Regions from separate parts of the Mus musculus genome. Here region 1 is linked to region 2. Evidence: chromatin loops called from intact Hi-C (ENCODE). Cell type or tissue: left cerebral cortex. All regions are shown on one strand. Each heading gives the region's core, and the rest is flanking DNA. Links, peaks and the distances in the headings are about the cores only.

Region 1 (16,469 bases), core at 5,380-10,379, 53 kb before region 2:
CAAGGACACAACAGTCACAAACAGAATAGGATGAAGAGCCCAGAAATAAACCCCTTTGTTCGTGACTGAAAGACTCTCAAGGACAGCAAAGCCACTCGATGCTGGAAGTGATTTCTTTTTATCAAACAGTGCTGGAGAACCCTGACAGTCATATGCACAGAACAACACTGGATCCCTACTTTGTATCCTATGTCAAAATGAACTCAAAATAGATCAGAGACTTAATTATGGGGCTAGTACTGTAAAAAACCTTTGGGGGAAAACAGGGCAAAGTTCTGCAACACTGGGCACTGAATGGCTAAATGGCAGAGCAGATGAATGACACCACATCGACTGTATTGTTTCCTTCTAATGCAACCCAGAAAGTGAAGAGGTGAGAGAAAATATTTGCGAATCACCAATCTGATAAATGGCTAATATCTGGAATATGTACACACTCCCATAACTCAGAAGCAACAGCAAAACAAACAACCTGCTTGGAAAAATTGGCAATAAATGTGGTGCTGGCTAGTTTTATGTCAAATTGACAGAGGCTAGAGGCATCTAAAAAGAGAAAACTTTAATTGAGAAAATGCCTCCATAAGACTGGGCTATAGGTCGTTTTCTTAACTATTGATTGATAGGGGAGAGCTCAGCCCATTCTGGGTGGTGTCAGCCTGGGCTGGTGGCCCTGTATTCTATAAGGCAGCAGGGTGAGCAAGTCAATAAGAACACTCCTCCATAGCCTCTGCATCAGCTCCTGCTTCCAGGTCTCTGTTCTGCTGGAGCTCCTGTCCTGACTCCCTGTAGTGATAAATATGATGTGGAAGTGTAAGCCAAATAAACCCTTTGCTCCTCAAGCTGCTTTTGGTTATGGTGTTTCATCACAGCAATAGTAAGCTTACTTAAGGCAGATGTGGGCAGTTCTCCAATGAAGACATAAATAGCCAAAAGTATATTCAAGGTGCTGAACACACTGATCACAGTGAACGCAAACTGAGACCGCAAGGAGGCGTCCCCTCAAACTCACTAGGAGAAAAACAACGCAGTTAATAAACTGGGAAAGGTGGGAGAATTGGAATCTTCTGCATCATTGTTGGAATGGAAAATGGCGAAGCTGATACAGAAAATGATTGTTTCCCCAAAAGGTCAAGACAGAAGGGTGGGGGTGACTCAGCAATTACATCTGTAGGGCTACATCTGAGAGACATGAGGTCTCAAAGAAGGAACTGCACGACTGTGCTCATGGATGCATTATTTACAATAGTTAAAAGGTGGACTATAAATACAGCATATTCAAATAGTAGAACACCATTAGTGTGAAAAAGGAAGGAAATTCTGACACATGGTTGCAATATGGATGAGCCCTGAAATCTATGCCAAAGGAAATAAGCCAGGTGGGCAGGTCACCTACTACAAGATTCTGCTTACACAAGAATCCTGTACAGTCAGCTTCAGACAAGGGAAGTGGAATTACCATGAAACACACCTTGGGGTGTGTCTATGAGGGTGCTTTCAGATCAGAGCAACCAAAAAGAGGAGGACTGCTATGAATGTAGGTGCCACATGGAATAGAATGGCCAGTGCGAGCAGATGCTCAGCAGTCACCAGTGTCTGCTTCCTGACTGTGGGTGTGGTGACCAGCTGCCTCAGCGCCTGCTGCATGCTCTCCCTGCCATGATGAACTGTACCTACAAACAACATAAACCTTTTCTTTAAGTTGCCTTCATCAGGAGTTTTGTAATAGCAACATAGAGAGTAACTACCACATAGAGATTCTCTCTGAAAGACAGCACCGAGCATAGCTTTATTCTCTCCACTCTGAATGCAGGCTGGGAAAACCCACACGTTAAAGTTATGTTACCATAAGCCAAGCACTAGGAGATGATCCTTCCTACCAGGAAGCAGCATTGACAAATCCTGCTTGGAGACCATTGAGGACCACAGCAATCTCATGCCAAGCCAGTGACAGGAGTCATAGGAGAGCCGCAGGGGACGAAGACCTCATCTCATGTATGAAGGCTAACAGATCCAGAAATCCAGGCCACACTTGTGACAAGGAAAGGCACATAAGGAATTGCTGTGGTCCCCGGAGTCTGCTCAGATTCACCTGCCTTCATGGCCTCCCAGGTCGGTCATTAGTGATGAAATGAACTTGGAGCAACTTAAGCAAAACAGACTTTCTTGGGAGGGACACTGGAATCGCACACTATAAACAGAAAGGCCATAGGGCCAGGTGTGTACCAGCCAGGAACTAATGGATTTCTAGAGGAAAAAAATAAAGTCTTAAGCAGGATGTTGTGACAACAGGACCACACCCTCTGGGGACAAAAGCCACTCATCTAAGAGGCTTCCCATTGCCTGCTTCCATTCTAAGCCTAAGGCAGCACAGTGCCCTAGTGTAGGTCACATGAATTCCCACTCTCCACACGTCAGCACTGAAAGGTGGTGTTCCTCCAGCCTTTATGTGAAAACAGCCATCTGGGTTTACTAGGTTTTGTTTTGTGTGTGTGTGGACGACCATCACAGGAAACGAACGGGGCAGTTTCTTATTCTTTATCACACCCTGTTTAATAGCTATTATTTACATTTTCACGACAACGAGCTAGAGCTCAAGCCCAGCTCCTTCATGTCCTAGGCGACTGCTCCACTCACAGCCCCAGAGTCTAAATGTCAACTGAAAGAAAAGCTGATCACACTGTCCCCAGTGGCCTCATAAATAGGTTGTGAACACCAAGGGTAGAAACGAACAAATAGAGTCATAATTCCTACAAGCTGACACCCCCCAGCACTGTCAGGGAGTGGGAATAGCAAGAAAAAAAGAAAATGATTTTCAAAGACACTATAAATTCTTCAAGGAAGGTGGAGGTGGGAGTGTAGCTCAGAGCACAGTGCTTGCTTGACATGTGTTAAGTTCTGTGTTCAATCTCTAGCACCATGTTAAAGAAAAGAAAAAGGAATGAAAAGAAAAGATGGAGTTAGCCCAGTCTCTACACTTAAAGTTTGCTGAATTCATGTGATTCATGTTCATGAATGGTGCTGTAAAGACAGCTCCTTACAGGATTTGAAATCACACACACACACACACACACACACACACACACACACACCTCAATGTTCACACATGATGACCAACACCCAGCCTTTGGTTTTTGTACAAACTTGCTTCCTTGTGCTTTGGGTCCCAGCTAAGCATCTCTCCCTGTGGTTCCTTTCCAAAGGCCCAGAAGGCTACAAAGTGAGAGTTTTTAAAAGCAGGAATCCAAGATGACTGTTTGCATGGGCTCGGCCTCGAGAGGGCTGACATTCATATGAACTTTAAGCCAATATCATCTTTCAGGAATATGTGCAGGCCACACTATTTTGAATTGCCAAAACAAGACATATGTGCAATCGATACAGCAGGGTGGCTCCCATGGTGAGCTCACTTTTATACTGTAGGGCCTGGCAGCTAGCACTAAATCTTCCCAAGACTTCCAGTTTCCTGCCTCCTTTAGCCCCAGGAGTTTTACACAGTACACATTTTCCACACATAATTACATAATGGAGACTGAGTTCTTATACATGACATTTAATTTTAAATAGTCAGGGAAGGCATGACAGGAGCTACAGACAAGATCATTAATCTCCTTGGCTCCCCTTACACCACACACAGCTATTCATCTCAGCATGAATATAGCCTCTTGTGTGTAAGCTGGCTTGCTTGTGTAGAGGGGAAAGCATAAAATGGACCAAGAGCCTAAATTGTAATATGTATCCAGATGGTGAGGAGGTGAATAACTTAGTAAAACAAAGTCTGTATGTTTGTGACTCAACATAATCATATATAAATATATACCGGGGTAATATGTAAACTATGGATACTCACACACAGCAACTCAGAGTCCCCAGCAAATAATCAGGTCAATTAACATGAATGAATACATGTGTTAAGGGAACAGGACATGGTTGTGATAGGCGCAGGCATCATTACAGACTAAGGGACCCAGTTAACTAAAACATGACACGTAGCATATTTTAATAGTTCCCCTCCCCGAGTGTTGACCATACTCCAAAGCCTGTGGCCAGTTCTCATTTTTATTTCAAAGGTAAATAAATTTGAAAAAGAGTCACGGAGGTATAAAAGCCACTAACTTCTGTATAATGGAAAGGTTTCAAAAATTAGTAATATCTAAGGTAGGAAATGTTTCCAAATAGAAGCATCAACTATAAAAAATACAGTATATATAAATGCAGTTCCAAATCAGATAGCCAGTGCTAGTGATACAGGGTTTAATCATATCACTGGTGCTGAGATGACTCAAGAGTTAACTTGCTGAAATTTCATAAATTGACTTTTAGTTCCTCTAGAACCTGGCTCCCGAATGGGCAAAATCCGGGTTCTTAGAGTCTGAAAGTGGCAGGGCACGAGGGGCTGAAAGACGTGTGTGCAAGTGAGTGCTGAGGCAGACGATCATGAACATAAAATGCTACAGGATCTGTGATGCAGAGCCACTGTGGATAGATGGACGCTAACCTCCTGCATTACTCATATGGGTAACATGTATGTGCAAACCTGGTACAACTCTACCACTAATGTTCCAGAGGCCAGGAGAAGTGACAGACACAAGAATATGACAGAGCTCTAGCCAGTACACCTGTGACCACCACGAACAGGTCACTGCATAGGAAGTAGATGCAAATCTACCAGGGATCTCCATTTGTCCTATACAGATCTGAAATATTTCACTGACATTAGGATTCGCTGTATTAGATGTTTCTCTGCACACTCCTTATTAAAGGTATTATATTCCTTATTAATAATAATAGGCAAGCATTACTTAACAAGTAAGCTAAGGATGGGGATTTGATCCCTTTGTTTCAGGAAATAACAACATATTGTCTTTTTCCCGGTGCTTATACATCATGATGTAATGAGAGATTCTTACAGCACAAATTTGCGTTGTGTAACAGTATCACTGCTGGGGCAGCACAAGAAGTGCTAGTCAGCAAGCCTGACAACGCAAGTTCCACGGCAGGACCCACATGGTGGAGGGAATGGACTCTCACAAGTTGTTTTCTAATCTCTACATGATTTCTACACTCTTGCTGTAGAAAAACCACCTGTATGCCCACAATATACATGCACAAATACACAGACACAGACACCATCCTAAAATTAAACACAGAGGAGAGTGCATTTTTGTACCATCTCCTTTCTGACTTCTTTTAGGCCCTTTCTCCCATCCTTCCTAACCTTTCCTACCACATTCACAGATGTCCCCACATCAGCAGACACGGCTGAGCCCACAGGCAATCATGCCCATTTATACTAGGAAACAGACTAAGCTCACACAGATGTGTATAAACAGCTGGATTCTAAGTTCTGGGATGCTGGACCAACGTTTCATCTCCTAATTTTCATCTGGGCTCTGGGGCGGGGGGGGGCTGGCGTTGAGTGGCGAACCTCTTTCTACTTAAGCATTCTCAGAGGGAATATCTCCTTCCATTTAGACAAATGAAAGTTTAATTCAATGTCTACACATAAAATACCAAATACAAAGCAACTCAGGCCAATAGTCTGGCTGTCAGCACTGCACAGATCTCTCCTGATTCAGTTGAAGCTCATTTCCCTGTAACTTTAAAAGTGAGTACGATAAGAAAGTGTACAGAATCACTCCTACAATCGTCTTCCTTCTATAAGCCTATTCTTTTGTGTGGCTTCCTTGCCCCCCAACTTTTGGCAGTGTTGGAACTAAAACCAGCAACCTCCACAAACCCACTGGACAAGCACTCAACCACTGAGCTACCCTGCCAATCCATTTTTGTTTTTCTAAAAAAGTGACAAATCTTTCAAACATACTAATATGGAAAACATTGTAAGAAGCTGAAATTAGACCGAGAATTTTGAATTACATACATATATTTAAATCCATATTTAATAAATTACTATGGTTTTCACTTTGGAAAGGAATCTAGAGCTGCTTTATGGTAGCCAAAAAGGAATTAATTCAATAACATTTTCTAAATGGCCAACAGATCCTGGGAATTATATAATTTAATGACCTTCAATAACAGTACATGCTATGGTCTGTTTATTTGTGTCCCCAACTTATATGCTGAAACTTAATCACTATGGCAGCAGTGTTAGTTAGGGGACTTCTGGGAGAGATCTGCTCGTGGAGGCAGGGCTCTCTTGGGGTTCTTGCTCTTATAAAACAGGAATAAGGAAGCTCTTTTGACATGTAAAGAACTAGTAAGAGGCAGGAAGCAGACCCTCACCATTCACCAAACCTGCTGGTACTTTGACCTCAAGATTGAAGAATTAAATCTCTGTAGTTTACACCCAGTTTATAGTACTTATTTTAATAACAACCTCAAAGGAACACATTAGAACAAACATTTTCAATGTGCATTGATAACACAAGTTGCTTAATACCACCTTAGCAAAACAAAACAAAACCAACCAACCAACCAACCAACCAACCAACCAACCAACCAACTAACCAACAAACAAAAAAAACCCTCAAAACTATCAGAAAACTGAGCTGATAGATCCTCTTCTCTGTTGAGACTCTACACAGCTCTGTCTCCTGTGGTTAACTTCACATTGCTTCAGTCTTTCTTTACAGGAGGAGGAAGGTTTTGACTTCCAAATACTTTCCTGCATGAAATGATTTCCTTTGGACCATGCTCCATTTCCTTTCTGCTACTTTAAAGCAGAAGGCCAAGAACTGGCAATAAGTGCTCTGCCAGTGCTGAAAGAGGAGTGGCATGTTGATAACAACACTTGTAACTGCAGCCAAGGCCATGCACTAAACAGAGAGCCGTGTGCTTTTGTTTGCTGCTATAATAAAATACAAATACAAACACGTATGTAATATAATTAAATAAAATACCCAAGGCTGGGTAGCTTATAAAGAAAAGACATTTCAGCTCATGGCTTTCTTTTCAATGGAAAAAATATTTTCTCATACAATATGTTTCGATTATGTTTTCCCTTTCCTTAATTACTCTCTACTGATCCAAATTTATGTACTTTTCCTCTCTCTTAAAAAACAAACAAATGCAAAAACCAAGAAACACCACCCCTCAATAGAAAATCAAACTAAATAAGCAGAAGACGAAAAGATAAAAAGTGTTGAAACAAAGCAAAATTCTAGAAAAATACACTGAGCTCGTTTTGTGTTGGCTAAGTACTCCTGGGCATGGGGTCTGCCCTGGTGTGTTTAATAAACTCAATGATACTGTATTAGAGACACTGATTTTCCTTCTGCCAGCGGGTACCAATTGCAAATAACTTCTTGGTTAGGGGTGGAAGCACACGTTTCCTCTTCTTAGTGCTGGGACCCCATCTGGCTTGAACTTGACAGGTCCTGTACATGCTGCCTGTCACTCTGAGTTCATAAGTGCATCAGTCTTGCTGTATCTAGAAGTCACTGCCTCCTTGGAGTCATCCATCACCTGGCTCTTACAGTCTTTCTAACGCCTCTTCCACGTGGATCCCTGAGTCTTTTTTGTTTTGTTTTTTTGTTTGTTTGTTTGTTTGTTTTTTTTTTTTTTTTGGTTTTTTGGTTTTTCGAGACAGGGTTTCTCTGTATAGCCCTGGCTGTCCTGGAACTCACTCTGTAGACCAGGGTGGCCTCGAACTCAGAAATCCGCCTGCCTCTGCCTCCCGAGTGCTGGGATTAAAGGCGTGCGCCACCACGCCCGGCTGGATCCCTGAGTCTTGAGGGGAGGACTTTGATGAACATTTATAAGACAGTGCTTGAAAGTCTTGCACTCTCTGCACATCGCCTACTTTGTGGGTCTTATGTTAGTTCCTACCTAATGCAAGAAACAGCTTCCCTGATAAGGGTTAGCTCATGTTTTTAGAAGATGAACATCCAAACAGCATTGTGCAAGCTGTGGTGAGGGACTAGAAATCCTTGTGACAGTTTGTAGGAAAGGGAGATGCAACATGTAAAAACAGGAAGCCAGAGAGTGATCCTGGGAGCAGGCTAATTGTTTTTTTCTGTTTTAAATCTTTGTGGTGCTAAGGATGAACTCATGCATGGGAGGCAGTGTTCAGGATGAACCCAACAGCCTTATGCATGGGAGGCAGTGTTCCAGATGGACCTGACAGCCTCATGTGTGGGAGGCAGTGTTCCAGATGGAACTGAGAGCCTCATGCATGGGAGGCAGTATTCAGGATGGAACTGAGAGCCTCATGAATGGGAGGCAGTGTTCAGGATGGACCGGACAGCCTCATGCATGGGAGGCAATGGTTCACTAAGCTACAACTCCATCCCAAGTGCATTTTTTTCTTTTAATTTTTTTAATTGTATTTTGACTGTATACACATGAATGCAGGTGCCTAAGGAGACAAGAGTGACACTAGATTTTCCTGGAGTTGAAATTATAGCCAGTAGTAAGTGGGCAGATCATAGTAAGTGGGTATTGGAAACAAAATTCTGGTCCCATGGAAGGGCAGTACCCCCTGAGTCATCTCTCTAGCAGGAAGCTACACTTTTATAAGAACACACTTTGAAGAAAACTAACTCCCAATCTAGGAGAAATGCCTAAATCATCTAAGGGCAGTACCCAGTGACTCACCAACTTTTAAGCCCCTCTCTCAGTGGTCCTTGTCTTTAACATGACCAAACTGGAAACTAAACCTTTCAATAAACTAGCCCTGTGAGACACATGAACAGTCTTTAAGTCCAAACCTGTGTGAATTTCTTTCAATGGACAGCTTAGCCTTTTCAGTGACTGATCTTGCTTCAAGTCTGCTGAAGTTATTATCTGCAAACTCTCATTTCAAACACCTGACAATTGGAAGAGCAAAGAAACCCCAGAGAAAGTATTGTTGAGCAAGTCTCAGGAGGCAGCTTAACGCAGTGACACACAAGAAGGTCTCCCCTTTGCAAGCCAGAACAAAGGAAGAAAGAGCTGTTAGGTGAGAGAAAAGGATGCAGGAGGGTACTCAGTTGTACCACTGCCCAACCTGGGAACAAAACTCGCCTCAGGGCCCAGTGGTCTCAGCAATGGTGAGGTCTCCCTGATGGTAATTAACAAGAAAGGGGAAATAACCATCACTTTCACCCTAAAACGGCAGCCAATATTCTCTCAGCCCTTACCCTACGCTTCTTATCATGCTGACCATTTTATTTGTTCTACAGTGCTGGGGATGCAACCCAGGGCCCTGAGGATGTGCTAGATCCTGGCAAGAGCTCTAGCAGCTTGATAGACTTTTCTGTGTGCTCTAACTGTTGGTACTATTGAGCTGTATCCCTATTGGTTTATTTATTGTATATGAGTGTTTTGTCTGCGTGTATGTGTACCATGTGCATACCAGCTGCCCACTGAAGTCAGGAATAGGCATTGGATTCCCTGGAACTAAAGGTACAGGTACCGCATGGGTGTCTGAAATTGAATCTGAGTCCTTTGCAAGAGCAGCCAGTGCTCTTAAGCATTGATTCATCTTCACAGCCCATAATTTAAAAAAAATCTGAAGCAAACAAATGAAGGAGATGAGGTGTCCATTTTAAAACTGGTAATGGAAGCACAGGGGAAAAAGACACCCAGAAATATTTAACAAACGTGGTTACTTACACTACCTACAAATTATTCAAACTTAATATCATTCCAGTTAAATAACAGAGGTTTAAGCTCAGCTTTTGATGATATAGAAGACTGGCAACAAGATGGACAGACTCCCACCTCTCACCTACAAGCACTGTAGGAGCTCAGGCAGTAGGTTGGTGAGGCAGGAGAGTGTGGAATCACAAACACTGCAGAGCTGGCTGACTGGGCTCCAGCCCCCACCAGTGCTGTTTTTCTTTACAGCATCTCATGCAGCTCAGGCTGGCCTCCAGCTCTCTATGTATACAAATATGACCTTGAACTTCTGACCCCCAACCCCTGCCAATTGCTTGGATTATAGGCACACAGTGGTGTTGAGATGAAGCCAGGATCTAGCACATCCTGGCAGGAGTTCTACCAGCTTGATACACTTTTCTGGGTGCTCTAACTGTTGGTTCTTTCATGAAGACAGTAACTGATCAGTAAATATCAACCCATGATGACAGGAGTGAGCGGCCTCCAGTACATCCCTAAGGATGTAAGCATGCAGATACAGCTAAAAGCTGAAATACAGAGAATAGTAAACTCAACTACCAAGTCTATCTCATGAAACACAGAAACAAGAAAATTCCTACACAAAGCAAAAATAAAATACTAATGCCAGTAATGGTCTCTGACGAGGATACTATGTCAAGAAAAGCAGGTCTATTTTTCTTACCTAATGAAAACCAGTTTGACCCTGGTTGGGGCAGTCTTAATAATGGCAGATGCGTTCTGATGACTTCTTCCATAAAGAATCTGATTGTTTATCTGTTTGAGAAAAAAAATAAGAAATACTTGTAAAATTACAGCCCGAACATTTACATAATGAATAAACATATAAAGGTATCTATGTATATACTTGCAATTAAAACATGTCTTTACTTTTATGTGTGTATACAATTCACTAATGGTAAAAGTCTCAATATTCTTTGTACTAGAGATTCACAGGGCAATTCTAAGTAACTATATAAAGTCTCCTAAATTCAACTGTGGCTATAGTTAATGAAGGACCAAATTCCTTAACCCTGTTGCTAAACTTTATGAGAACAGTAGTTGAGCTTAATGCAAAGTTTTATGACAGATACTTCATTTTCTATAGTTTTTCCAGATTCCTAAAGAATGTAGAAAACAGACCAAACTGTACTATATATGGAGCTCTAGAGGGCCCATTAAACATGGTCCTGAAAGTGTGTTATGGTTATTACACAGAATAAATTTTGTCACCACAGGAAATAAATATTATATACCTGTTCAAAGTTGACTTTTTGACCAAGTAATTACATAGGACATCTTACTGTAGACAAACAACTAGTCATCTGTTCATGTCCAAGGTGTACTAAGATTATAATCTCACTGGTGCTGCGGATTGGTTCTAATGCTCTGAATTAATCCAGCTCCCCAAATCAGGAGTCTGCTTGTCCAAATGCTGAAGGTCCTTGTCCCTAGTTGGTTTTTGATTATCAATAAAGCGCCAATGGCCAATGGTTGGGCAGGTAGATGGAGGCAGGACTTTTAGATTTGTGCAGGCTACGAACTGGGAGGAGAGATTGCCATGTCTCGGAGGGAAAGGGATCAGATTTAGAGCTGCTGAAAGAAAATCATCCAAAATGGAGGTCAGAAGGAATGCGGCCCCTGGAAGGGCTGCCCAGAAGCACCTTGGGCAGGAAAGACTTAGGAAGCTGCCCAGAAGGAGCCAGGGCAACAAAAATAAATTATATAGAAATAGAGGGCGTTAGGCCAGCAGGAGTGCTGGAGGAAAAGAGTACTCGCTGTGGGGAGGATTAGAACTGCCCAGCTTTTGAGCTTGTGTGTGTGTATTGTCTTTCATTCACAACTCCAGTTAGCTCTTGGGGGGGGGGTGTGGTCATGTGTGCAACCTGTCTTGCTGCTACAGGCTGGACTCACCTAGATTTGATAGAACAGTAGATCTAAACTATTTTCCTTGCAGTTCTTCCCACTGATACATTATGATAATAACTATAATTATTCTCTTATACCTTCCATATAATTCTGTTTTCCCCATCTGTTTGATAAGTAACTAATGACCTGCATTGTTATGTTAACCCTGTATAACTGTGGCTCTGATAACATCTATCATCTTATGGTTGGTACAGTACACTCAACGATAGGTACTCAAGGGATGAGTCTCTTGAAATTGGTGCTTAATCCATCTGCCCTTGATGTCTCTATTAGGATGAATCTGACGACACAATTGACGTATCTTTGAAAACACTGTTTTCATTGAAGTGGTTATGGTGAGAAAGTAGGAGGAAACACACTTCAAAGGGTGGGATCAAAGTGGAGAACTTTTTCTTATTGGCTTAAAGGAAGCCAGTCCACCCTATGCCTAAGGCTATCTGGCCATGGCTATTGGGATACTGCTTTTCTCTGTCTTTTATTCTATCTGGTTTTGTTTTCTTATTCTCCTCCAAGATCATTAGTCTCAGAAATGCATGGATCCCCACACTCCCAGTTATCTGTGCCACGCTTTCCTAATGTCTAATGGAATTCAAGCAGCTGCTCCCAAGTGGACCTGAGAACTATAAGAAGAAAAGCTGTCACAGTTTAGGATGGTCCTCTTGGTATTCAGACGCTCATCTTTTCTGCTGTTAAACTTCAGTATTCATGAATTTAATAATGTGCTTATATCCCAGATTATCAATACTATCTATCACACTAATATTAATGTACAAATACTTTCATGGTTTTATTTTTCATACAGACAGACAGGCAGACACATATACACACACAGACACACGGAAACAGACAGACAGGCACACTGACTTTCCCATTTTCCTTCTTGGTGCTAGAGTTTAAAGTCAGGCCCCTTCATGCACTAAATATGTACTGCTCAGAACACAGTAGGACACCAACCTAAATAATATCTTCTCTAATTGAGTCACCAGGCAAAGGATCTAGAGTAATGTGAAAAGCTCTGACAGGACAGTGCCATGGCTGCTGTGCCCATAACTGTGGCCTTGACTGTGGTGGCAGCTGCTCACTGGCAATGTTTAGGAAGTGCTACACAGTGGAAAACACAAGTAACCAAAGACACAGCGGAATCTGACTTTACTAGATTAGATCTAGAAGGAACACTGAGACTTCTAGGCAAAAAAACAAAATCAAAACCAACCAAAAAGGCTACAACAAAGCCTTCTTTTTCACTTTAAAAATGATGTAACTAGGGACTAGTAAGATGGCTGAGTGAGTACTTGCAGCCAAACCTGAAGATGTGAGTTTGATACCTGGTACCGTCATGATGGAAAGTGGGAACAGACTCTCATAAGCCATTTTCTAACCTCTATACACATGTGTGTATACATACACACACACACACACACACACACACACACTCAGCTGCAAACAATCTGTGTGGAAATTAGAGTACCAATCAATGGGATTGGTATTATAAGACATGATTGGGTAGACATTCCTGTAACCCCAACACTAGCAAGAGGTAGTGGCTAGAGGATTGTGAGTTTGGAGAGAGAGAGGGAGAGAGAGAGAGAGAGAGAGAGAGAGAGAGAGAGAGAGAGAGAGAGAGAGAGAGAGAGAGAGAGAGAGAGAGAGCCTCTACTATCTGAGGGTTACAGCAGTGAGGAGGCAGTCTGCTGACCAAGAAGGAGGCTTCCCCAGAGTCTAGTGCTATGATTTCAGGCTTCCCAGCCTATTGAACTGTGAGAAATATGTGTGTGTGTCAGTCACTTCAGCCACTTTGGCATTTGTTATAGCCACCCAAAGTGACAAAGACAATTGCTTGAACTAATTTCTATTCTTTGAAACTAGTTATTTCCATTTATGCACTTTCTTGTCATTCTAAATATCTACAATAACCTATATTCTCTTCAGTCTCAGAGTCTGAGGTGCTCAGACTTTGCCTTGGCACACAAACAGAAAAAGAAAGAGGGAACAGACTTTCTGCACAGAGGAGATTTCTATTAGATATTTTAAAAAAGGATTTATTTATTTATTATATTTAAGTACACTGTAGTTGTCTTCAGACACTCTAAAAGAGGAAGTCAGATCTCATTACGGATGGTTGTGAGCCACCATGTGGTTGCTGGGATTTGAACTCAGGACCTTTGGGAGAGTAGTCAGTACTCTAAACCGTTGAGCCATCTCTCCAGCCCCCTCTATTAGATATCATCATCATCATCATCATCATCATCATCATCATCATCATTGTACTGGGGTTTGAACCTAGGACCTCTGACATGCCAAATAGGTACTCTACCATTCAGTCATATCCCCAGCCAAATCTTTCTCTATGTATATCTCCTTACCTGCCTACCTCTGTCTGTCTGTCTATCATCTATTAATGTCTGTCTATCTATCTATCTATCTATCTATCTATCTATCTATCTATCTATCTATCTATCTATCAACTAGTAATTTATAGACAAGGCCTCACTATGTAGCCTAGGCTGGTTTTGCCAGTGTGATGCTCCTGCCTCAACCTCCTTAGCACTGAGATTTAAGGTGCTCATCACCACATGCCCAGTGCCATCTATGTGCCTGCCTAGCCATTCTGGTTTTCTGAGTTGCTTTTGGGTTCCTCAAGTTTTCAATGACAACTGGGGACTTCTGTGTCTTTCCAGATATTAATTTCTGTTTCAGCTCTTGACCCCTGGCCCCAGAAAAAGCAACAATAGGCATATCTGTGTGAGTTAATTTTCTTCCAGGCTCTGAAACTCAAATCCCATTTAGGAACAAATTACAGCAACTCTGGATTCCAAGGCCCCATACAACAGCCATGTCTGCATTTTCTAAGCTGGTGAGTCATACTGCAGGTTTCCAGGCCACCTGACTTCCCACTCAGGGTTTGCCTTCTGCCTCTGTAGAGAGAAAGAACAAACCCTCAGTATGAGGGCAAGCCTGACCGGGATGGGAGAACTGGTTGCAGTATTTGTAGTTTGCAGCCAAAGTCGAATTGGGGCTAATCCAATACAGATTTAGCAAAAGTAAATGGACAAAAATGCCTTCCTACTGCAGCAGAAACTTTCACTTTTAAAGTCTTTAATGAGATTTGTTTTAATCAAATTAATTATGCAAAACTATTAAAGAGATAAGCTTTTAACTACTCTTACTTTCCCCCAGTTCATTTGAACAGGAATGTAAATTGATGCTGAAAAGCAGCTCAATTAAATCTATTCAAATGACATATCAAATTGAAAGCAAAACTTAATTAACTTAAGCTAGGGTTGAAAATATTAATTATACAAAATTAACATTTAGTTTAAGTAACAGATTTGCCCAAGGTTTGAACATCGTCATAATTTATTACACTCAACAATCCCCTTCCCATTCTTTCTTCTGCAAAGAAAATTGGCATATTATACAAACTGTAAACTGTTATTAGAGAGCTGAACTGAACTCACACTACATGAGTGGCTGGTAATAAAATCAGAGCCCTCCCCTATCTGCACTTGGAAGTCCCTTCTGAATGTCATATTTTAAGGCATTAGAATCAATACTTTCACTTTCAAAATAACCTGAATACAAACCACATGGAAAAAAATCAACACATTATATTTATAACCATCAACCCTTTCATATTTTTTGGTGTTGAAGATCAAACACAGTACCTAGAATATGCTAGGCAAGTGCTCAGTCACCAAAGAACATTCCAGATCTTTTCAACTTTATTTTGAGATAGGGTCTTAATAGATTGCCTCAGATTACAGGTACACACTACCATACCCAGCTTTCAGTTAACTCCTGGATGAAAGGTTCCATGTCTATGGATTTATCCTAAAAAGGCTAAAAAACGGAGGCATCAACATGCCAGCACAGCTATACTTTTAGTCAAGAAGAAGTAGGAAAACTGCAGAGTCTCCTAATCTGTCATGGTGACAATGGAAAGGACTGAGGAAGGTGATGTGTATAGATGTGTGGTCATGAGATCAGCAGTGCTGAGTGGGAAACACAGCAGACATCATGGAACCACTTCTAGGTTTAAAGTGTCTGTTTGAGTTTAAAGAACTTGCTCTAGTGGTTGTGCTCTGTGGGGACAGTTTTCTGTATCAGTATTTTAAAACATTTTTGTCACATTTTATTTATTTTGTGTGTACAAACACATACATGTACATGTCTGTCATGACAGGAGTGTGAAGGCTTTAATGTAGTCCTCTCCCTCCGCCATGGACTCTGGAGACCAAGTTCAGGTCACTGAGTTTATGTGGCCAGAGCTTTCCCACTGACCATCTGCTGATGGTGTATGCCAGGGAGGCCAGGGAGGCCTGTGAGCACGGGTAGGGAGGTCGATGCAGGGCTGCAGGCTGGAAGTTAGTCTGGGCTACATTATGACATCTGTGTACAAAACCCAGGTTTGCAATAATCAGCAGATACTACAGAAAAAATAATCACATTCGTTTTTTCCTTAAAAAAAGGAAAGAAAAAGAAGAAAAGGCAAGATGGGTGTGTGTGGTTCCTGTTACCTCACACAGCTGGAGGGGCTAAGTAAACAGTGTAGTCTACCTCTTAACAAGAACTGTTATTAATTCTGAGGAAAAACTGCTTCCCCATTGAAGATACATCAGCAGCACTTTTGAGGTATGTGTCTTTTTGTGTTTGCACATGTTCACGTGCACTTGTGAGTACATGTGGTAGCCAGAGGTCAACCTGAGCTGTCTTTTCTTGAAGGACTCGATACCGTGTGTTGAATGATTTTGTTATTATTTGGTTGTCTGTGGTGTACGTGCGTGCGTGCGTGTGTGTGTGTGTGTGTGTGCATGTGTGTGTGTGTATGTGTGTGTGTGTGTGTGTGTGTGTGTGTGTGTGTATGAGTGCCACAAGTGCTAGAACCGTTGACTCCCTTGGAGCTGAAGTTATATGCAGTTGTGACTCGTGTGATGCGCTTGTTGGGAACCCAATTCTTGTTTCCCCAGAAGAGCAAGCCCTCATTC
Region 2 (16,469 bases), core at 5,989-10,988:
AGCAGATACTATAGGATACTGAGCACCCGAAGAAGACATAAGAACTACTGAGCTAAGAGCCAAATGAGATCCAAGACACCATGAATAAAATACTAATGACAACAAAGCATGGAAATAAGAAATGACTCGAAGTACAAGCTTTCCAACTTTTGCCTAAATGTTCACGAAGCCACCAACTTACCCATTTCCATGCAGCTAACATCAGGAGACTTGCTACCTCTTCCCTAAGCGCACTAATTTTTCCGTGAAGGGAGAGACATTTGCTGGCGCTGAGAGGGAGGTCTGGCTGGTGCTGCTCTGAGCCTCACACAGCGAAGCACACCCATCAGCTCATGGCATGCCTCCATTGCTGTAATTTTCCCAATTCAGTCTTACTACCTTGAATGGGAACCTTCAATATTTAAATGTAAAGTGCTGAAGAATGCCATGAATGCTTTTCATGGATGTTTTACCTATAAATTAAGACCAGTAATTTATAAATTTACGTGAGAAACTATAAAGAAAATAAAGCATATGAAGCACTTAGCAAAGTATACAGAAAACCTTTTGAAAGGGGAGAAAGGAAAACTAGGAATTATATTGCAGTGTTCTAACACACAGGCTCACTGGGTGAGCTACAACTCTAATCTCCAGTTCAGAAATCGCTTTAGCTTGTCTCAGGATACAGGGTGAGAGCACCCTTCTTGGTTCAGTTTCTCTCCTTTCTGTCCCACTGGCCACAGATGCAGCGCTTCTTGGCTCTTAATGGACTTTCAGTTCCCTCTGTTGTTCTCTCTTTCCCTCCCTTCCCTTCTTTCCTCCTCAAATGCCCCCATGTCCAGCTTCTCTGTCTCAATGTATAGCCCAGCCTGCTCTCAAAATCACAAGACTCTTCCAAATGCTGCACTGATAAGCATGCACACTTTTCACACAGTCTGGCTCACAGGGACTCTAATTTAGACAGGATCATAATAGAGTCTGTCATGCTTATGTCTGTTTAAGATACCAACAACCTGCCCACTCCATGAAAACTAATATTAACTGAGGGCATAAACAATGGACACAGTATGTGACTATGACATTAGACATACTTTGGAATTAGGGGCTGGAGAGAGTGCTTACTGCTCTTGCAGAGGACCCAGGTTTGGTTCCTAGACCTAAATCAGGTAACTCACAACCTCTTAAGACTCTAGATCTATGCTCCATGGGTAGTTGTAGGTACATGGTACGTATAAACTAATGAAGGCACACACACACACATATGCACAATAGACATATGTACATACATAGGTACACAAGTAGGTAGGTAGATAAGATGTAAAAAGACAGAAGATTTTTTTTTTAATATTGAAGCTATTTGCTATAAGATCTTGAGTAGTTAACCCTGAGTAGAAGGATTTGGATATATTACATGCAGCACACACATGCTCCATGACAGCTCACATTTATAGTTGGTCTCAGTTCTAAAACTGAGTTCATATATTATTGTGATTAAATGCAAAGAATATGAAAATTCCTAATGAACGCATCCATGCAATGCAGTTTCCAGAAACTGAGACTCTTACCATGGCTTTGAAGCATAAACAATGGCAACTTCATGGCAGTGAGGAGATTTAAATGTACTTATAATTTGGATTGATTTCAAACAAACAAACAAACAAACAAACCCCAAAACATGAGAACTAAAATACAAACACACTGAACCAACGACTTAAGGAGTCTGGAGTGAAGCAGGCCGATCCACCAGGTTCTTGGTCATCCCCATAGTTTCTTGTCAATGCAAGTTTGACAAGATTGTCAAACAATCATTTGACAATGACAGCTATCAGAAAGCAATTCCAACTGCATAAGAGAAACAAATCCAATGAAGGCCGTCATCCCTCTGGGGAATGTGTGACACACATGTTTAACAGTTCAGATATTTCCTGGAAACTAAATGTACAGATTGGATAATAGGTTATGCAGGACCTTCATTAAAATGCCCAGAAGTGATGTTACAGAAAAGAGCAAGTTTGTACTCAGTTATCGTGAAAGAAGAGCCAGGAGTAAGGTGTGCTTGCCTAAATTGAGACTGCTCCATGTGTCCTGTAAGTGCAGGAGAAAACCTAATTTGAGTCATTCTACTGAAAATGAAAAGAAAGTCACGCTGCATCAGACTCTGAGTAAACTGACCCGTAGATAAAGGGACTCATGAAGACTCTTATTGGTTCTAAATATTGTACATTTTAACCAGAAAAGAAGGAGCTCTGGTTCTAACATATCAACATTTTAAAAGTCACACAGATGCTCTTACTACTGAGAGTCTCCTACTGTCAACTGAGCAGTAATTTTCAGAGCATATGTTTAACAAGGAAGTGGCTGGTGATGCTTGCAGAAGCTGAGCCCCCCAACCTAACGACTCAAAGGTGCAGGCTCAGATGGTGGAGACTGAGAGCCAGTCCCAATGATCAAATACTCTTTTAGGGACTATTTACAGGTTAGGAAAAGCAGCTTTCTGTGTGCTGCTCCGATTCCTTAGTGATACACTGCTTTCACCTACATCCAAAATGCTGATTTCTCAGCTTTAGAATTAATCAGAATTCCTTCATTCTAATGTAAATACCTTTCTCCTTTCATCACAGTGAAGCCACAAATAATGCTAATAAATGCCCAGGAGATGCGCTTCTCAATCATCACGGTGAAAGGCAAGCATGCTGCATGCACGGGGTGTTAAAGATTTGGGTGCAGAAACTCCTAACGCATTCTTGACAGTCTGATAAAGTGCCGTATTTTCTAAAAGCCCTCTAAGGCTGCCTCCAGCTAAAGGTGCTGTGAGGATTCCAGCATGCGTCCACCTTGCTCATGCCCAAGAGCCCCTACCCTCTCACTTCAGAGAGATGCCTTAGCTTACTCCTGTTTAGATCATTAAACGGCATGCTACTCTGCACCAACATTAAAGCAGCATTTGACTGCATGTAGCAAGACCTGCAGCTCTCGTCAGCAGCGGAAGCCTTACCTGGGAAGCCCCCGTGGACCATGCTGCAGGACTGCTCTCTTCAGGGTTGCTGCATTCCTGACAGGAAGATGCTGGAAGCAGCTCCACTCTCTCCAACTCTGTCCTCTCTTCCCACGACCTTGGGCCTCTATTCTTTTTCCCTCCGATTTTATTCTTTTAAAGGGCAACCTGCCATTCTGTTCCTACCATGGGAAACAATCACTGAAGCTCATTTCAATCTCTCCCTCAAGCTAAGAGTCACATCTGCCAGTAGGTGAGAGCTGCCTGCAAGGTCTGCCGGCAAAAATCCCTGGTTCTCCAGTCAGATCCTTGGATGCTGCAGGCTGCTGCTGGCCCTGACGCTCGGTCACCCTGCATACTTAGGGACTGCATGCTGCAGGCTGTGACACCAGCCACCCTGTGCACACAGGAAAGACAGCTCTATTTCAGAGCAGGCGGCAATACAAACACAACTATTTATTTTGTGGCCAGCTTCTATTGATAACATGTTAATGTCCCATTTTCCTGCTGAGAGGCAGTGCTTCGGGGGACAGCATCTTTCCCATGCAAATTAAAGGCAGCTATGGATTTAAGCTTGCCCCCAGTTCAGAAGAGTCACCAACATTTCTCTTCCTTATTGCTTCCAGCACAAAATCAGGTTTGCCACAAAGCAATCAGTCCACTATAATGCCTTAGTTATGACTCACTAGTGTCTCTGACACTTTAAATACAATTCAGCTTTGGGATGAAAACTTAAATGGGAACAAAAGTAATTCATAGAAACTGTTTAAAAAAAAAAAAAAAAGCTAAACCCACTTCACCTGCCCCACCTTGCCCAGCCCAGCCCAGCTCAGCTCAGTACACCTAACCCACATATGGCAATGTGCAAAGATGTCTGTCCTTTACATTACAAGCCAAATCTATCAGTCACTTCAGTGTTGTCCAGCCTTTCTGTATAAACTATAGGTAAAACAATCATTACTGCATCATAAGCCAAGCAGCGAAAGAGTCAGGAACACACAAGGCAATTTAAATGTAGCTTAAAGCTGCTCAACAATTCCACTGTAAAGTGTGTACTTCTGTTAAATTCACCTGAACTACAGCAAGGGCTGAAGCTTAAAACACGGTCACAGTTCAAGAAAGCTAAAAGAGGAAACCAGTATTACCAGCTTCTAATCATATAGCTAGGGTATAAACATTACTTATTTCACTTAATTATAAATAGGACAAGTCCATAAAAGGGCAATTAACTATGTAAGACATAAGGAAAGCCATTCTATAAAACTAAAAAAATTAATCTTAACCAGTACTCTTATATTTTGCATTATCAAAAATAAAAAGGGTTTATGTAGCAAAAGCTGGGTGCTACTCATGCTGCCTGCTATTGGCAGTGAGTGAGCATTCTCCAAGCTCCATGCTTGGTCAGTAAGTACTGTTGGCTACACTGACATCTATTGGTGAGGCAGAGATCTACCTGAATGCACAGGGCACTATGGGGGATATGACTGCACAAAAGACCTCTGTCCTCTGTTCACGGAGGTAAGCACTGGGTGCAGAGCTTAAAAGTGACACCTGGGTCTACCTTTGCTTCATCAGCACCCTGTTTTGTGATATGGGGCAAATTAATGACTCTTGGTCTCAGGATTCTCAGCCACAGAATTTGACAAGCCTCAGGTGCGATTTGCAACACTGAAATACCACACACCCCCGGCACACACACACACACACACACACACACACCCTTACAGAAGACAAGTGACTTTCTTTCCGTTCTCTGGAGCAGCATGCTACTTGATTTCCACTCCTTTAATGGAGACCTGTTTACAACGTTATCTATCTCTTACATGCATAGTATTTAATTCATACCTTGTTATGATTTAAATATCTGTGTTAATTACAACTGTACATAACAAATGCAGAAGTCAGTGATTTTAATACCTTTAAAGAGTTGCAGTGGTTTGAATGGGGAGTGCCCCCCATAGGCTCAGGTATTGGTTCCCAGTTAGTGGTGCTGTCTGGGGAGGTTACCAAACCCTTGCTAGAGGAAGCCTTGAACTGAGGGCAGGCTTTGAGAGTTTATGGCCACACTGGACTTTTAGTTCACGCTCTCTGTTCTCAGCTTCCTGGGATTAACCCATGCTTTCCTTCTGGTTATCTGCTCTCTTTCTCTGGAACCAAAAGCCAAACACACTCTTTCTTCCCAAGTAGCTTATGTTCATTACAATGTATCAATTTTAGAACAAGCCTCAACATTCCAGGAAGCCATGCGCCATCTAACCACATGTAGCCCATGGAGACTGGAGGTGTTGATGTGTCTCTTCCCACGCAGACAGCCCTACAACAGTCAGTCAGTCAAGACAGTGGCACAGGGCACAGCTCTACACAGCATGGGCACTGGAAGGTAGAGTTCTCTACTCTCTTCTATCTTCCACAATTTCCAAACTTTCATTTACAAGTCAAAAGAATTTTAAGTTCTCATATTAACTAACAGTATATTTCACTCAGGATCTGGATTAAAACCATGTTACTTTTCTGGACTGCTTTAGTGATCCAAAGCCCAGGTGTGAGGCAAATGCGCAGCCGCTGGCTATCCTAGCTGTTTTACACTTCTGACTGCAGTGCCCCTGTGCTTTCTAACTGTTCTATCATTAGGAAATGTATAACCTTTTCTTAGTGGACAATACTGACAAGGGGTGGGCGTGTGTGTGTGTGTGTGTGTGTGTACATGCATAAGGTATGTCTGCATATGGTAGCCAAAAGAATTTTAGATTTACAATCGTTGGGACAGACAACTGCATCATCCGTTTCTGTCCTTATGTTTTGGGAAGAGTGTGGGGACTGAGCTCTCTGTCCTGCTAGCTTCCTCGGATGAGGGCACTAGTAAATGCCCCGATAGTCTTCCAAACCTGACACGGATTTTGTTTGTCTGAGACAAGTTTTTCATCCCTGCATGAAAACAGAAGAATTTCCTGCAAAACTATTTTTAAACACCAAAAGTGCATGTACTTGGTTTTATATATGCACATTAAGAACTTTTGAGGACATCTGATATGGAACAACTAACTGCTGATAAGCAACCTTTGGGGACCAGTTTAACAAAGGCACATCGAGTATTAACTACAGAGGCGGCAGCTGTACAGCTCTTACAGAGTGTCAATGGTGTATCTGAGTTCTAGTACACTAAGTTTTTATCAGTTTTCGCTTCTACACTTATAAAATATTTGAACTCTCAGTAACAGTTTTGTTAATAAACTTCATTTCCATAAGCCCAGCATTCAAGAGGCTGAGACAAGAGAATCAGGAGTTCAAGATCAGCCTGACCTACATAATAAGACTATTTCAGCAAAACAGAGCAAATCAAAAATGAAACAACAAAATACAAACAGGAATTGAGGCACAGCATGAAGCTGTAGTGTCTGATAATCTAGGTTGTATAATCTGCATAAACCAGGTCACCATGTGAGGTTATCAGTATGTTTCACAACTGTAATACAGTGCTAGGTAAGTATTCAAGTAAATAACACATAACTGGTGCCAAGCAGAGACTAGAGAAGCCACATAAATACATTATAGCCCATAACCAACCCAGGAAAGGGAAAACCAAGATGAAAATGCAAACCACAAAGACAATTCTATCCTGGAATGATCATATCAGGAAAGGGAAGAATTCCCACCAGGATAGGATGGGGCTGCGTTTATAGCTCTGAAAGCTAGGTAACAAGAAGCAGCCCAAGAGCAGTTCATTGTATGTTTCTAGCAGCTAGGCTGCCCTTGCCAGCCAGCAGCTGGGGTGAGGTGGGTGTAAGCAAGCACAGAAAAGAGTCAGGCTGCTAGGCGAGATGCTACGGCACTGCAGGGCTATACCCAGAGACAAAGGGAACAGGGACTGTGAGGGGGAGAGAGTTACCTTTCCTCAGAGTTGAGAGCCCTAATTGGTTACCCTGAAATTGTATTCATACAAGCAACACTAACTGGATTCAGAAGGCTATATTTATATTTATGCCTACATAGATATGTAACAATAACAATAAAAAAGGAGGTGATGATTTTGAGAGGGAAAGAAGACAATGAAGGGAAGGAAGGAATGATGTAATTATATTGTAATCTTTAAAAAGTGAAAGTGAGTACACAGACACTGGACAGATGCTGAAGCCAGCAGGAAAGGGCCCCTGTGCAGCAACACAGCTCTCGGCCAGCCCTACTGTCCCACTGGGGTCAGAGACCCTCCGTCACACACATCTCCACTATTGAAATTCAATGTACCCACCAAAAAATAGGTTCTGTAGCCACTCACCTCCTGGAACATAAGAGAGTTTAGTAAGGAAGACAGATAGATATTAATCTAACAGTTCCACTGAAAGCTATACTATGCTAAGTGCTATAAAACAGTAGGTAAAGGACATGGGCTTTAGCCCATATTACTGGGCTAAAGAATCAGGTGCAGCTTCCAAAGGTGACAAGGAGTGAAATAAGAGGTCTAACAGCCTTCTGAATATCTAATGGGAATGCATTCGAAGCTTCAAGAAGAAATACGCTACATACTCTGTCCTCAACAAACCTTGGCCTGCCAGCATGTTGCTGTAACTATGTTCACTGGCTAGTTTTATGTCAACCTGACACAAGCTAGAGTCATCAGAGAGGAGGGAACCTCAATTGAGAAAATGCCTCCTTAAGATTTGGCTATATTTTCTTACTTAGTGGGGGAGGCCCCAGCCTGTTGTGGGTATTACCAACCCTGGGCTGGTGGTCCTGGCGTGGTAATACCCACCCTGGGCAAGCCACGGAGACCACGTGAGTCAGCAGCACCCCTCATGGCCTTTACATCCGCCTCTGCTTCCAGGTTCCTGCTCTGCATGGCTTCCCGCCCTCACTGCTTCTGATGAGTTGTTAGAACTGAGATTGAAATAACTCCTTTCTCCCCAAGTTCCTTTGGTCGTGGTGTTCCATCACAGCAACAGTAACCCTCACTAAGACACTATGGGATGGAGAATGAGGGCAGGGAATAAACATGCATCTGTCTTACTTGTCATGAAGGAAAATAATAAACACCAGTTTCAGGTCGGGGAGGGGAGATAGGAGACAGTAGGGGCTTAAACCAAAACTGAGACTAGAAACTACAGGGTCAGCCTTGGGCAGGGCTTAGCATTTCATTTTGTTGCAAGGATTTAAAAGGCCTGTGGGAAAAATTAGGACATCTTTCTCACAGCCAAAAGCAAATCTGAGTGGGAGACAGAGAAGTGAAGGCCAGAAACAGACCCAGACGTCACTATGGAATCAGTAAGCAACCCAAGTCCTTGGTGTTTCTGGAACCCTGACAAACCATGGTTTTCAGTCTTGGTACCTAAGGCTGTCCCACACTGTTCAGTTTGCTTTCTGGTGACCTGATCACAGACCTTTAAAGCTAAGTGAAAAAAAAAAAAAAAAAAAAAAAAAAACATTTCCTCTTAAAAGTTGACTTTCCCAAGCATTTTCTCAGAGGGATGGACAGCTGACTCACACAGTTAAGATGTTGCTACATGGCACAGTCTCAGTGTTTTTCAACTATCTGAAGACTGCATGAGCTACGCATGCCTAGATCCTTGTCCCAAGGATCCTATCTTAGGCTCTGAACCATTCTACTTAACATGGTCTTATACAATGCACTGGTTTTTCTCATACTACCTTTAGTATCTTATTTTCTATTTAATTTTTACTCCCACTGTACTCTACTCCATGCTAATTATTATCAAATGAGCTGATTGCTCGTCCTATCTCTCCTTCATTCGAATGTCAGCCAACGAGAAGAACATTCCCTGCCACTTTCCCACTACATCTCGACAGAATTCACCCACTATAGCATCGATTCAGTAAACCTTACCTCCACCAAGTCCAGAACTAACCAACCAATAAAGCCATCTAGTGGGCTTTGCAGCCTTGTGTATGTCACGTCTGTGAACTTTCTTATAAATCAGCACTGCCATCAGGTGAACTGAAGACACACACTTGCAGCTACAGACCTGGGCAAAGTTATTGAAGATATTTCATAAATGAAATATATTTTACTGGGACAGTAAGAATGAGATAAACAGTAACCTGATTGACTTTTAGTTTAGGGAGATGAGCCATATAATAAATTAAATTAGTAAGAGTTACAGAACAAAGAGAAAACCTATGAGATCTATTCTAAAGAGAGCACAGAAGGCCAGAGGCTTAGGTTGCAGGTATGCTGTGTGACTATCCTGCACTTCTGGAGATCAACAGAGCAATCAGTGGTGCATAGGATGGGAGAGGTGTAAACACTGAGAATGACAAACATCACAGACAAAGGAATGGAGAGAAGAGTCTTAGAGAAATGGATTTGCTGGAGAAACCACGAAATAGAAGTTTCTGTAGTAAAGAGAAATGACAAGTCTTTCGACACTTAATGTAAATCAGTGTCTCTTGTTCTCACGGCTATGTGCCTGTGGGTGTGTGGCATACATGACTTGGGGAAGAGGATGCTGTCCCTCATATCTTACAGCATGGAAGTGTGGTGAGAGAGAAGTCCACACCACTTTGTACCTTTGTCTGGACAGTAGGCATTTTATGCAGCAGCGAGGCTCTTCACAGCGCGGGTGTGCAAACCCCATTCCTACTATTTATTAGCTGTATGATATCGGACACACTCCTTAACGTCTCTGAGCTCCAGTTTCTCTGCTCATATGAAGCAGAGTACTGTAGGATATCCAGTCCCTTGTTGATAAGCAAAGTGAGCATTGTAATCGGAGTGTTAGCATCTGTATGGGAACAAACGTGAGCTCACCCATCAGTACCTGCACCAGTGGCTCTCCACAAGAGGAGCCTCATCTGTCACTGCAGCACTGTGTCCCCACCTATGCTGGTAACTGCACCAAGGAAAAAGGAGCTGTTTCTTCACTTCACAGCTTGATAACATTTCTGCACAGCAGACTGCACTCAATCAAGCTTTGTTAACTACTGAAAACAAAGCAAGACAAAGGGCTCTATAGAGACACAGTATACACCAAACTTCCATGGAGTCAATTTGACACTCAGTTTTTTTATATTTCATTTCTACTTATTCTACTTATAAAAATAACAAAGTAAACTTAGTAATCATAATTAGCAACAGGAATAGCAAAGCCTTTTAGAGATGCACTATGTGGCTTGTTGAAATTTCTTCCTTCATCTAGTCCTCACTATCAGCACATGAAGTATTGACTGACCACTCTTAGAGAAGAGGCCACACTTAAGGTCATATGCTAACGAGTGCTACAGCCTGCTTTCAACTCTCAATTTTTACATCAAAATACTTTCCTATATTGAAGTAAGAAAAATATCTTAAGAAAGATGTAACATGCATATACATATCAAAGGGCACAAAACTCATCCTTGAAAATGCTCATGCGACTGCATTTTGTACAAACTGCACGGCACTGTCACTAGTTACTTTTCAAACCACTTCCATATCCCACAGAAGAGACTGCATTGATAGCAACCAGGCTTAGCTGTACATACTCTACAAGCAAAGGGAAATGTGACTTCCTAAACCTCTACCCAAAGGTACAGCTGATTCAACTACTGCAAAATAAAATCACGAAACAAGTTCCCAACGCCTCTGTAAGACATGGTGACTGCCTGTGCTGTCAGCATTCCTTCAAGGCTAAGTATCCAGAACTGCCACCTATGCCCAACTCAGATGCTTAGGGTTAAAACCCAATACTCAGGGCTCAGCATTTTTGTTTCAAAGGCAATTAGTAAAATTGAAGCATCATATAACATAGCTTTCTTAAGTGCCCTTTGCTAACTTCAAATAGAAAAGCTTAGGAAATAAAAGCCACAGGAGTTTCGAAGATAAAATACTTTATTTTTAACACATGCTCGTGCACATTTTTGAAGACGTGGCCCTATACTTGTGATTCACAATAGGCATGGCGGCATGATTATTTAATAAACTCTGCATCTACCCTAGATAATGCAAAGGAACTCACTGTCGGTCAGCGCACAGTCTTCTTCACTTCCCTCCATGTCTGCAGATGGAGCTCTGTAGGGCGGGGGCAGCTTCATTGGAGGTGGAGCTGTTCCGTGCCTCTGAAGGTCAAAAGTCAAGAAGAAGGGACACTGTTTGTATACAATCCTCTCCAATGACAAGAAAGGTAATCTGAAAATAGTCTGGATGCAGGTGTCTTTGACGATAACAAGAGTAGTATAAAATAAATATAATTTATTTCCACCACCACCTGTTATTTTATAAAAGTAATTTTATGTTAATACAACAATGCACCAAAGAATTCAAAAGCACAGCTTTGAAGGGCACAGCCCTTCCCAGAAGAACACATCCCCTTCCCTTAAGAAAGGAAGCCATGTACATTCTCCTTCTACCATGAAACTCAGCCCTTTGCATCGAGGATCCTCAAAATAAGCATAAAGGTAACAATAACCCCACGTACCAACTTTACAATTATTCAGGTGGTTTTTATTATAAGAATTAGAGATTATTTTATAAAATCTGAAATACCAGATTTTCTAGGTGGCAAACTGCTCTTCTATAGTTTATAGATAGTCATACACATTTAATGTTAAAAGGGAAGTGGTTATAATGAATAATTATTTCTGCATAAAGGTGCTCTGAATTTATATAGCAAATAACATAGTTTGAATCATAATATGTAACTCTTACAGATAATTAAAGTGAAACAAAATTCCATTGTTAAAATTACCTTCACAGAATGAAGATACATTCTTGAATGAAAGAACAATTGAAACATGCCAAAGTTTACAGAGACGCCAGCTGCTGCAGGTAGGAGCCGAGGTGTTCAAACCCTTCACAAACACCCACATGACTAGATTGGGATTTGTCTTCCTACAGGACTTCAGTAAAGTGAGTTCAATTATGCTTTATCTGACAAAGCCACTAATGTAAGATTTATCTCTGCTGAGTGGACGCTGGCCCATTACAGACGAGTCATGCAGTGAATTCCTTGGGAAGAGAAGGCACTTTCTGGGAGCCATAAAGGCAAGCACACCCACATCTTGAGTACAATGTCTAATGAAATCAATGACTCTATGTGTGGGAAATACAAAATATCAAAACACAAGTGTGGTGAAGTCAAGTGTCGAAACATTCACTAAGAAGCAACCGAGAAGGTGACAGCTGTATTCTTTAAGTGAAACAGGTGAGTGAAAGAAAAAAAAAAAATCCCATGACACGCACCCCCCCAATAACCCCTTCTTTTCTCAGGTCCAAGCCATTCAATGTCAAACATGATTGTTCAAACGAGGTCAGGGGCTGAAAGTCCTACTGAGAGCTAAGAATTCCAGCTAATTCAATTATATTCTGTCAGCACTCTTGAGAGAAGAACACAAAATAAGTATGTCTTAATCCAGGCTGACCCGGGACCCACCATCTTTCTGCTTAACTCTGGAATTAAGTGTGTATCATGCCCAGTCCCCTGGGGCACTGTCCTGCTGCACTTTAAAGAAGGGTGTGCACACAGCCAAGCTGTCCAGTGATGGAGAAGGCTGGAGCTCCCAATGATGAAATAGGTCAGGAGATGGCAGCTCCACAGACACAAGTCACGCTGAGTGGCAGCTCAGCTTCATCCCAAGCACATGGTGACCCTTCCTGCACATTTGCTGGGTGTCTAATAACTGATTTTAACTATGCTGCCGCTTGAAAGACAGAATTTTACCAAGTGACCGTGATGTAAGCAATTCTTTTTATTTGCTTCTTGGAGATACAGTCTAGCTCGGGCTGGCCTCTAATTTTATATGTGGCCAAGGATGACCCTGAACCCCATCTCCCAAGTTCTGGGTTTCAAGCATGTGCCACCTTAGCCACTGATCATGGTTGTCACTTGATAGCAGTGCATACAGACTGTATGTGGGAGAGAGGGAAATTGTCAGTCTTATAACAGCAATGTTACAGCTTTCTTGTCCTGGAAGACATGACTAATTTTCTGTCTAAACTGGAACGTTACCTACATGATTCTCTGTTCCTTGAAGCATGCTCACCATCTCTTGTCGTCCTCGATAGTGAGTTTAATAAATACTTGGCATCTGCACATTTTGCATAGTTTTATGAATACTGTTTTTATTATTTTTTCCTAAAATATGTACAGACAGTTTTAGAAATCCCAGTGAGATGCTCAAGCAGGACCGATCTTCCAGAACTCATTAAACAGAGATGCCTCAGATACGCAGCTACAGGCAGTTGTGAGCTGTCAGACATGGAAGCTGGGGCCTGAGTGCAGGTCTCCTGCAGTTGCTCTTCATCCTCTATATCCCTGAGAACCCTGAGTCAGAGACAGGTATGCTGGACACGCTGTAACCTTAGCACTTGGGAGATGAGGCAGGGTGACAGGACTACCCCTGTGCGACAGGAAGTTCACAGACAGCCTAGACTACACAAGATGCTCTCCGAGAAACACGAGCCAACAAGCAAACAAAGAACAAAACAAAGCACGAATCAAGATTCTCACAACCGAAGTGCCTTGGCAGTTCTCTCAACAGACACCAAAACAGTAATACCATACAAACAGCAGTCTATTATAACTGAAGTAAGTTAGAAAGTACCACTAGCAAAATGTAGCATTTCTGGGAGCAAATCAAAGGTTTATACTTTTCTGAATTATGAACAGAAACAATTTCATAAAGAGAAAAACATGCTAGTCAACTAAAAGGTTGCAACTTCAGAATGACGTGCTGTCATCCCAAAGCAACCCCCAGCTTCGTGAAAGTAATGTGTGGAAATTGACAAGTTGATTCTAAACTTACATAGAAATAAATGGACACAACTGTGCAAGCCTTTAGAGGAAGAAATAAGAAAATACCAAACCCTACTCCACCAGAACACAACAAGGAGTACCAGGCATCAGTAACTGCGGAGCAGAGCATGCTGGGATAGATGGGCCGATGAAGAACCGGCTCAGAAGTCAACCTCCCACTACAACTCCAGCCAGCACAGGCTTGTACTATAGATCCTGTTTTAAAATAATAAGCCAATTTCTTTGATTCAGTAAACAATGAAGAAGCATCCTACCAAATACAATATCTTAAGAAATTTTTAGGTCAATAAATTCTATGAAAACAGATGCAGGGAAACAAAGTGGGTGATTACTTCTGACTGATGATGAAAACAACTTTTTCCCTGTAGAGGTAAATTTTGATGTGGATCTTCTAGGGGAAAAGCAACGTATACAGGAAAACTTCCAGCTATGATGAGCAGCATGCTCTGGGCGTGGCCAGCCGACCAGCCAGCAGAGCCAACCAGAAAGAGAGCTGCAGATGTCCTTGGCTGACTGTGCTTCACAGGTCACCTTCATCTGGCTCATGCCTCATCCTGTCAAGAACCAAGCTCACACCCTTGGAAACCCACAGGCCACCTCAGCACTCTCACCCACTACTTAGCTGTGTAAACAGAAAACAAAGCCTCCCCCAGAGGCTGGCAAGGCTTGGCTCACCTTAGCTTTCCTTTCTTGAGTGTTTTGATCCTGGTTCGGGGCAGGTGTTTTGCCTTTGTTATTCACAGTTGGGATGACCTACACCAAAGAAAGGGAGGGGAAGAAAGGCAAATGAGTAATGTCCAAAAGTCTTTTCCTAAACTCTTGGGCAATGGCGCTCACCCACAATCATAGCCCTAGTGAGAATGAGGCAGGAGAATCAGAAGCCTGGACTACACAGTGAGCTCAAGGCCAGCTTGGGTGACCTAGTGTCTCAAAAGGTGGTAAATGCCTTTAATCCAGTACTCCAAAGGTGGAGGCAGGAGGAACTAAGTGAGTTTGAGGCTAGCCTGGTCTACACAGCAAGGTCCAGGCCAACTAGAGCTACATACTAAGACCATGTCTAGGGACAGAGGGAGAGGGAGGAAACCCATCCCTCTAACACCTTCCTGATTTTTGTTAGTGTGGTATAGGTGACTTTTCTCACTCTGTGGCTCAGGTAGGTCTAGTAGTTGCTAGGTAGTTTAGGCCAGCCTCAAACTCATCATCTTCTCAGGGTGCCCTGCACTGCAAATTTACTACATTCCTTTCTGCCCATTTGTCTGAGCCTCTGCTTGTGCCAGGTTTGGCACTGAGCAGGCTACAGCCTTTATTTCTGTGGTTTTAGATAGTAAAGACTTAATGAACCTAATGACTTCATCTCAAGGTAAATAAACATATGAGAAACTCAATTCCAGGCAATAAGAAAAAGTAGGTAAAGAAAAGAAGATATGCATTATAAAATCATGTATGCCACAGGAACAAAGAAATTAAAGATTTGTGTGTAAGGTAAAGACAGAGAGCACTACGAAGTTAGACTACTGTCACTTAAATATCTCATCTGCAAAGGAAGTTCAGGGGTAACCAGTTAAATGCTAGAATACAGCAACCCTCATTCATTTAAACTTTGCAGTACAAACAATATAAGCTCACCACTGATGAGCTTACAAAAAAAGAGACTCAGACTATGGTTATTTTATTTGGCTTTGACAATTGCTGAGGGGTCACCCCTAATCTACTCTTCTAAAGGCAGCCTGGCTACCTCCCCAGCAGTGTACCCCAGATAGTTGCTGTTTCTCCTGGCCAAGTGATCACGGTTCCTCTCCCTCAAGGTGGCTTCCTCCTTCTTTCCCCCACCCCCCAACCCCCATCTCTACTCCTCCAACCAGGCCACTCCAAACCTACCTACCTGTAATCCCTCCAGGAATTGGCTGTAGTCAATTTTATTTAACCAATAGTTTTAAACCAAGGAACAAGATTTATACAACCAAAGTTTGTAAGCATGAGAAGTCACTACCAGGCCTAGACCTTTGGGTATAGAATTCAGCATTACAGTACATAGCAACAAACCAAACCTCAACAGGAGTATAAACTCTCAGCTGAAATCTGTTATTTAGCAGATTTCATAGACTTGTTAATTATCTCGCTATTACTGTTAGCAGAAGGATAAATTATAAATTTATTTCTTCTATCTAAATGAAAGAAGGAATTGAGTGATTTTTTTTTTTGTTTTGTTTTGTTTTTTGTAATTTCTGTGATACATAGACAGGGTCTGATACCTAGTTGCATTCAGTAAGTATTTATACATGGATGTTCAAGTTCATAATTTTAATATTTATTTATGTTGTATGGGTGTTTTGCCTGCATGTATATTTGTTCCCTATATGTGTGCCTACTTCCTATGGAGGTCAGAAGAGGTCATCATCAGATCCCCTGGAATCACAGTTAACAGGCAGCTGAACCTGGGTGCTCTCTAAGACCAGCCAGTGCTCTTAACCACTGAGCCATCTCCCCAGCCCCATTAAATTTATAAAAGCAATTCTAATTCTTATTGATGCTAATAGCACAGATTTTAAGTTTTGTTTGGTTTATGGCTTTTTGAGACAGAAATTCAGGAATTCACTCATTACTCTAGGGCTTCTTGGACTCTATGTAATCCAGGCTGGCCTTCAGTGTGTTGGTGAGCTATCATGTTCAGCTAAAGGTATGCCCAGGAGTTGGCTTGTCCCCCTGGCTCTCCCTCTGCTGTAGTTGCTTCTGGCTTGTGGCTGCTACTTGTC

What was found. Hi-C counts contacts between places; a loop is a spot of excess contacts. Peaks named below come from ENCODE experiments on the same cell type or tissue, not always from the same donor. Only the 100,000 strongest peaks of a DNase experiment are listed, where the experiment ranks them.
Region 1: a loop joins it to region 2, with 5 times the contacts of the local background. A loop is called at or near these places in 3 of 42 quality-filtered maps.

The regions. Positions count from the first base shown.
Region 1 is chr4:98,585,796-98,602,264 of GRCm38, reverse strand. Patj (PATJ, crumbs cell polarity complex component) reads right to left here. Exons shown (of 44, transcript NM_172696.2): 29 at 10,241-10,332. It overlaps Gm40210 (a long non-coding RNA gene), which reads right to left. Exons shown (of 2, transcript XR_867949.2): 2 at 14,256-16,469. Among named protein-coding and RNA genes, the nearest start is that of Gm40210, 15 kb to the right of the region's middle. In left cerebral cortex, for the core only: no CTCF peak of the experiment used is centred there; a DNase peak (open chromatin) is centred at 8,078.
Region 2 is chr4:98,533,510-98,549,978 of GRCm38, reverse strand. It overlaps Patj (PATJ, crumbs cell polarity complex component), which reads right to left. Exons shown (of 44, transcript NM_172696.2): 26 at 14,392-14,469; 27 at 10,921-11,020. Among named protein-coding and RNA genes, the nearest start is that of Gm40210, 38 kb to the left of the region's middle. In left cerebral cortex, for the core only: no CTCF peak of the experiment used is centred there; DNase peaks (open chromatin) are centred at 7,844, 8,167, 8,461, 9,431 and 1 more place; H3K27ac peaks cover 2,779 bases.